Regions from separate parts of the Mus musculus genome. Here region 2 is linked to region 1. Evidence: chromatin contacts called from ENCODE POLR2A ChIA-PET data. All regions are on one chromosome and are shown on one strand. The core of a region is the stretch at or near the end of the contact, and the rest is flanking DNA. Distances in the headings are between cores, read along the strand shown.

What was found. ChIA-PET counts read pairs that join two places held with the same protein, here RNA polymerase II (POLR2A).
Region 2: POLR2A ChIA-PET joins it to region 1 with 14 read pairs in Patski. The contact joins the promoter of Prcd here to the promoter of Rhbdf2 in region 1. POLR2A ChIA-PET finds 5 or more read pairs at or near these places in 2 of 5 experiments (Patski and embryonic stem cell).

The regions. Positions count from the first base shown.
Region 1 is chr11:116,622,725-116,626,740 of GRCm38, forward strand. Rhbdf2 (rhomboid 5 homolog 2) reads right to left here and starts at 1,496. Exons shown (of 19, transcript NM_001167680.2): 1 at 1,454-1,496.
Region 2 is chr11:116,655,662-116,659,566 of GRCm38, forward strand. It overlaps Prcd (photoreceptor disc component), which reads left to right and starts at 1,447. Exons shown (of 5, transcript NM_001163318.1): 1 at 1,447-1,646; 2 at 1,877-1,945; 3 at 3,637-3,715. The coding sequence starts at 1,576. The coding sequence ends at 3,658.

The DNA.
Region 1 (4,016 bases), core at 246-2,745:
AGTGGACCCGTTATTCCTTGGATGTTACTTTCCTGGTGTAAATAGCTAGGGGAGTCAGTTCTGTGTTCAGAAGGAAAATTCCAGTTGGTCACATGGCATTCCGCTATCCGGGAGACCTCAGCTCATCCAGCTTTGGGAAACTCCATGGGAACAGAGCTTGGTCCTGCCCTTCCTCCATCCCCAGGGCTACTCTGGCTTACCTTGAGCTTATCCTGTGTCTGAAGCTATCCTGGGTAAAGTACTACAGACCTGTGCTTCGAGAGAGCCACTGTTCCCAGCTTCTCCTCCACAGGGCCAGTGGCCAGCCAGGGCGAAGCCTGCCCACCTATCTCTTTATCTCTCACTGAGATTCGTCCTGGCCCTTCCCAGCCCCTGGAGAAACTTAGGTAGGGAGAGAAATTCACAAGAAGTACCCTAGTGGGCTGGTGGTCATAGGACGGTCACTCAATGTTGACTTTTGAGGGGCCAGATTCTGTACTGTGGGGCAGACCTGTGATGGCCAAGTGTCTCCAGGGATTGTCAAATATCCTTAGCGGGCAAAAGCACCCCTAAGCTGAGAACCACTGCTTGAAACCAAGTTTCATTTTCTTCTCCCTGACTACAATCACAACAGCACAACATAGATGCTGGGGACAGTATTTCACCACAAGATGTCACCCACACTGGAACCCCCAATGCAGCTGGTTGAGAAACAGCAACCGCTCCACCTATGAGGCAATCCCTCAGGTACACCTCACCTTCGCTCTCTATGTCCCGGCCCTACAGACTCGCGGCTCGGTGTTTCCTGGAGTTGAATCAAGGTATGGACCTGGCTTCCCTTCTGCCCTGGGGTTGTGGTAGAGACCTGGGCCCTACAGACCTTTCGCTCCCTAACTTTCAATCCAATGCAGAAACATCAGCTGGGGGCCCAACTCTCCAAACCCCTCGGTCCTTAAGCCAGGACTCCTGAGTACACTTTCTGAGCCGCGGACTACTCTGGCGGTGTGAGCCTTCCCCATCCCCCACCCCCGCACCTGTTACTACCACGGCGGCGAAGCTCCACGCACAAAACGCTGCCCGAGGACTTTGGAAGTTCACCCGGGAGACAGGGGAATATAGTCTTAAGGTCTAAAAGGGATTTCTGGTTGGAGGCGGAGTCGCATGTTCCAACACTGGGCAGTGCCCTCTCTTCCTCTCTGGGCTTTTAAACTTTTGCGCAAACCACGCGCCCAGACATCTGGTGACTGTGCCCCGGGGAACCCCTTTAGGCGTCCTGGTCCCAGCAGAGGCCAAGGATCTGCGGGAGGGATCCAGCGGTCCCGCGGGCACAGAGTCCAGCCTCGGCCTCTAGGGCGCTCTGCGGGGCGCACAGCCCCCGACCTTCCCCGCGGCCGAACGGGGCAGCCCCGTGAATCCCTGGCCACCCGCGGCCTAGCGGACCCGAGCTCCGCCGCACCCAATTCCCCGTGCTCACCTCTCGGAGGCCCCACGTCCCGGGAAGCGGCTGAGAGCAGAGTGGGCAGCGGCGGGGCGGCGGCTACAAGGCTGAGCGCCAGCGCTCCGCCTCTTCCCTACCTGCGCGAGGGCGCAGGGGCGGGGACTGGGTGTGGGCGGGGCCTCATTGAGGCGGGGCTTCTTGGTGTGTGGGCGGTGCTTCGGGGGGCGTGGTCGGCCCGCGGCTTCTGCCTGGGCTTGTAGCTCCTGCTGCTCCACTTATGGCCACATTTAAACACTTGCCTAGCACACAGATCTTAGGTTCGATCTCCAGCAACACACGCGCTCACACGGACACACCCCCATAACAACCAAGCAAAAACCACTCAATTTCCCCTTCTCTTTCTCGTGTGACCTCAGGCTCCTTTGACTCCAGGAGCCTCGACTAGGCTTGCATCCTTTCCAGAATCCCCGATCGATCGCTGCAGCTACATCGTCTAGGAAGCCTTGGCCTTCTCTAGCTGCTGTCTCTCCTTCGTCCATTAGAATGATCTCTCCTCAGGCCTGGCATCCCTTCTAGGCCAGACCGGGTCCTTGCTGGAAGTTGGGTCTTGTCCCCTTAACCACCCCAGGACTAAACACAGAGCAGTTGGAAAGGCAACCGAGGTATATGCTAGTTCTTGGGACTGTCCCTTAGGAAACTGTGAATGTTGCTCTGCACCCAAGGACACAGAGGCTTCTTGCTAAGGCTGAAAGCTGGCTCTCACAGTAACTGGCAATAGATGCAGAGGAAGGCCCTCCACATCTCCGTGTCATGAACAGCCCCCAGGCCCAGGCTTTGGATACTCTAGCCTGGCCAATACTGACCAAGTAACTTGCTTTGTTGGCTGTAATGAGAAATAACTATATATGACTCCAGCTAACAGAGCCGGGGGTTCAAATCCTGATCTGCCATTGACTGCTCCTGTGGTCTTAGATGAATCCCCTAAGCCTCCTCGGTCTCAGCTTTCCCCTCTCTGTGTGGTAGCAGTAACAGGGAGCATTTGTGGGGCCCCTGGCTCTAACTAGCAGCTGCTGTTATCTTTGCTATTATTAGTAGTGGTGACGGCCGGCCCTCCCTCAAGTTTAAGCCACAGGCTTTTATCCTCCTTAGCCCACGTCTCTAGCCACCTTGAGCCCATAGGAGCTGGGCTGTGCCTCCTCATCTCCCTCCTGGACCCAGATATCCCTCCCTTAACTCGGCTCTGGGTGGTGCCATCTTGTGATGTTCTTACCCACTTCCTGGTAGAGTACCACTCTTCATGTTCGCGTACCTAGCCCTGTACGAAGGCCTACATTTATGACACCCTGTCCAACACTCCCATGCTCCCACCTACGAGCACTCGCCGGACCTGTCAGCTCCTGAACAAGAACAGCAGGCCGGAGAAGGGCAGGGGGTGCCACTGATACAGATGCCTAGGGCCTGGGTTAGCCCCTCACTTGGGATTTGATGTGGAAACTTACGGCAGGCAGGAAATGGCAGAGGAACGAACTAGACCTGTACCCCCAGGTCTGGAGTCCCTATCCTCAGCCCCTGCACCAATGGCCTCAGTCTTTCTTTCTGAAGTCCTCGCCCAGCCAGAGAGTATGGAGAGACCACCACCAGGGGGCGCTGCAGCAGAGCTGCTTTCAGAGGTGAGCCAGGTCTCTGGGCTCTTGTTGCTCTTAACCACCCTGCCCCCAGTCTGCCACGTTGGTGGGTTGGGTAGAGCAGAGGTTAAAAGCACTGACTGCTCTTCCAGAGGTCCTGAGTTCAACTCCCAGCAACCACATGGTGGCTCACAACCATCTGTAATGGGATCTGATACCCTCTTCTGGTGTGTCTGACAGCTATAGTGGACTCATATAAATAAAAGAATTTTTAAAATTTATTTTATTTTTTTATTTTCAAGATAGTGTTTCTCTGTGTAGCCCTGGCTGTCCTGAAACTCACTCTGTAGACCAGGCTGGCCTCCAACTCAGAAATCCTCCTGCCTCCCAAGTGCTGGGATTAAAGGTGTGTGCCACCACTGCCCGGCAATAAATAAATCTTAAAAAAAAAAAAAAAAAAGTGGGGCAGGGGAAATAATTATATGGTTGGAAGCTTTTGCTGATGTTGCAGAGACCCAGGTTCAGTTCCCAGCATGCACTTGGGATCTTGCAGACAGCCTTAACTCAGTTTCAGAGATCAAATGCCCTTCTTATACCTCCACAGGCATGTACATCATAATACATACTTAACACATACATACATACATACATACATACATATATGACACAGGCAAAACACTAATTCATGTAAAAATAAATAAATAAAATGTGTGTGCACCACATGCTTAGAGCTTTAGTTACTTCCTATTAGGCAGGGTGGCAAACTTCTCCTTCCCAGTCTCCAGCCACGGAAAGGCAAGGCTGGGGCAAAGACAGATAATAACCCCAAACTTGGGAGCTGTTTCTCTGAAGCACAGGCAGGGAGCCATTTAGTGACCCCTCCACATATCCTTAGGAAACCATGCTGAGAGCGGCAAAAGAACCAGCCCTGGGGGTTGGGGTGCAGGTGGGAGGCTGGACTTGCCTGGCATGCG
Region 2 (3,905 bases), core at 197-2,696, 33 kb after region 1:
TAAATTTAAAAAACACAGACTTGAAGGTTCAGTCACAGAGGGTTAACAAGAACCTTTATAGGCCCAGCAGGCTGCTCCCTGGAGCTCAGGGTTGGGGTGTCTGATGTTACTCCTGGCCAGGAGACATTACCTCCCACCTTGTTTAGGAAGGAAAACTGAAGGTCCTGGAGAGGTGATGGCCCAGGTGGGTTTAGGTCCCAGCATCACTCAGCCCTTGTCTCAGCCCTGTGTTGCTGACTCAAGCCCTACTGCCCAAGGCAGCTAGTTGCCCAGGAGGTCCAGGTGGGATGTGCAAAGAGTATTTCTATCGATTCTCAACTTCTCCTCTGACTGTTGTATCTCCATAACATAGGATTATATTGGTACAGTAGTCTAGTATATAATTGATAAGCTTATAATTTGTATCTAAATTACATAAGATTGTTATATAAGATAGAATTTATAGTTCTGTCTGTGTGCACACCTCGACTCTGCCTTTTACTGCAAAGGGAGTGTAATTAGGAAAGCTCAGAAGGTGCAGGGGAGGCCTGGTGCACGCGCACGCATGCACACACACACACACACACACACACACACACACGCACACACACACGCACACACACATGTGCACGCACACACTCTCACACACATGCACATACTCTCACACACACGCACACACGTGCTCGAGCACACACACACACACACTCACACACACACACACACACACACACACACACACACACACACGCTCTACTCTCTGGTCCTCCTGGTCCCATCATCCATCTCTTCTCCTCTCTGCCATTCTCTCCTGCCTTGGCTGCGACAGTGCAACTCCCCTGCCTCGCAGCCTCGGTCCCTGAAGACTGGCAAGCTTTCATGTCAGCAGCCCGGCAGAGTTGGCTGAGGGCCCGTCCTTCTCTGGCACCTGCACGTTCAGACACCTCCTGTGATAGCTCACTCTTTCTCTCCCGTATGGGAGACTGAACTTAGGGCCTTGGAACCCCAGGCAAGTACTCTGCTACAGAGTTATCGCCTCAGAGCTCTTTGAGACACTCTCATTAGGTTTCCCAGGCTGGCCTCAGAGCTCTCTGGAGCTCAGCCAGGCTTTGAACTTGAGGTGCTCCTCCCCTCCCCAGTGGCTTACAGGTCTTTGTCACCGGGCCAAGGCCCCAGATCCTCTTTGAAGCTATCCTTGATGCTTCTAAGTCCTCAAGTGCTCTGCAGGTACATTTAACAGTGTATGGAAGTAGCTCACTTAGCTCGATTGCACTACGTGCCTTGATGCCAAAGCCCGGATAGTAGTGAATGTTCTGGGTAGAACATTCTGGAGGGGCACTCAGGGTTACCTGGCATGCCTTGAAGGAGGCTGACTTACTCTGCCACTAGAGGGGAGATCTTGGGCCTGGTGAGTTTAATCTCTCTTCACAAGGTCAGGTCTGCCCACTCCACTAATCAGCTTGAACGTCCTAATCCCTTCCCAGGAACTTCAGGAAACACAGCGGTGGCTTGGGAGAGGTAGGCTGGCCATTGTGGCTCCCCGGCCCTGTGGCCTTCTTCAGCGGAGTTGGTCGTCGGTGGGGATGGGGCAGCTGAGCCATGTGCACCACCCTCTTCCTGTTCAGCTTGGCCATGCTGTGGCGCCGTAGATTTACCAACCGAGTGGAACCGTGAGAAACTGATGGGGCTGTGGATTGGGGTCGTGGGTGGGAGGGACCACCAGGGAGAGTTACAGACAAGCTGGTCTGGAAAGGAATTCAAAGGACACCCTGGAGGGGTCCCTCTTGGAGCTAGTGGTGTGGGTTGGAGCAGCCAGTGCTGTGCTGCTGGACTGTGGTAAAGGGGTGGGGCAGGGGCTGAGCACTGCCTACAGGTTCTCTTGCCTGCTCTTCCCTTCCAGAGAGCCCAGCAGAGTGGACGGGACAGTCGTGGGCAGCGGCTCAGACACAGACCTTCAATCTACCGGCAGGTGAAAGAGAGTCAGGAGTGGGGAAAGTAGTGCTAAGGAAACTATTGGTGTGTGCGCCTGTGTTTGTGTGCGCATGCGCGCACAGGCACTCAAATACCGAGTTCTAGCCCTAGCCCTAGCCCTCACCAGTCACTCCTTGTGTAGTGGGCAGGTTAGGTGGCAGAGGGAGTCCTTGCTCCTCTTTTCTGAACCAATGCTGTGTGGCTTTGCTTCTGTGATGTGAGTGTGGGGCAGTCCCCAGGAGGACCTTCTGTTGGAGGAGCAGGGAGCAGAGGGAGGAGGCAGGAGCCACTCTGGGTCGATTTGCTGCTCTCTTGTCCTTGGCCCTCCTCCTCCTCCTTCCTCTGCCACGGACGGGCTCTGCAGCTCCGTTGCCTGAACCTCCAGCAGGATTCGCTGTCCAGTCCCCAATAGAAGGCGCAGGAGGTGCATGACGTCATCGACACTAAGTGTCATTGGCTGGGCTGCCCCTGCGGGCAGGACGCTGTCTCCAATGGCCTGAAAGTTAACTCTTCCTTAGGTTGCAGCCATGTGGCCTTTGGGGAGGCAAAGTTGTGCATTCTTCCTGACTTTTCCTTCCCTGGTTTTCCAGAGTCTCCACGCCCGTCAAGACACTACAAAAGTGTCAATTTAGTACCTATGTGTAAGGTTATGTCCCGTGGACTCCCTAGCATGGGCAGGATCCCAAGATCAACTCTCACTTTTAGTGAAAACAAAGGGCAAAAAAGATCTCCCGGGCCTTCAGGATTTGGGGCCCACAGGAGGAGGGTGTCCTTACTAACTTGGCTCAAGTCAGTGTGGGCGGGTAAACACATACCATGCCCCCTAAAGCTGGAGTTGTGGACAACAGCTGCACAGCTGCGGAAGCACAGTGGAACTGGGAACTCGTGCTAGCTGTACTCTGGGCTGCATAGTGGTACTCCCGTCTGCATGGCCGTCCTCCCGGCTGCATAGCTGTCCTCCTGGCTACATAGCTGTCCTGGTCCTGGCTGCATAGCCGTCCTCCCGGCTGAGTACTTGATGGGTGCTTTATGTTTCCCTAGACCTTTCTCTTTTTCATTCTCTCTATTTATTTATTTATTTATTTACTCTTTTTTCGGTTTATTTATTTATTTATTTACTCTTTTTTCTTTTATTTATTTATTTATTTATTTATTTTGAGACAGGATCTCACTATGTTGCCCTGGTTGGCCTGGAACTTGCTATGCAGACCAGGCTGGCTCCAAACTCTCAAAGATCTGCCTACCTCTGCCTCATGTGCACTGGAATTAAAGGGGTGCTGTACTAGTGCCAGCTCCCAAACTTTTCTTATACAGTAATTCTCAAAAACCATAGGCTTATCAGGACATGCATGCTTATAACTGCTTGGTAGTGACTGAGCAGCAGGAGGGGGAGCATCTGACTTCCAAATATCTGTCTTGCCCACAAAGAAAAGGTGGGGGTCCTAGATCTCCTGACAAAAGAGAAAAGGCCACACCTGGGGACCATTTGGGCAGGCCACATCTGCTGCCTTTTAACTCCTCGGCACCCAGTTAACTGGAAGAGTTAGTCAGACAACAAGAACAGATTGCTGAGGGGAACTGCCACAGGGATGGCTGGGGGTGGCAGAGGTGGAAGTAGGAGGAAGAGTCCCCAAACACGACAAGTTTAACTCTTCCATCTCCCTGACGCCGGTGCTTCCCTCTGTTCAGGGAGAAAGGACCTGTGAAGTAGACCGTCACTCCTTCAGGCAGCCCGGCTCTGCGGACTGCGGCCCGTCGGCCCTGACAGGTAAAGTCAGGACCAGGCGCTATGGAGTTTAGAAGGCAGGGCGTTGGTCCAGCCATGTGGGGAGAGGGAGGAAGTCTTCAGCTCTCTCGATCGCTGGTGGAGGTTGGGTGAGGCTGGGTTTATCTTTGAGCTTGCTACTTATGTTTCAGGCCATGGAGCTGGAGCTGGTTTGAAGAGAATTGAGTGTGAT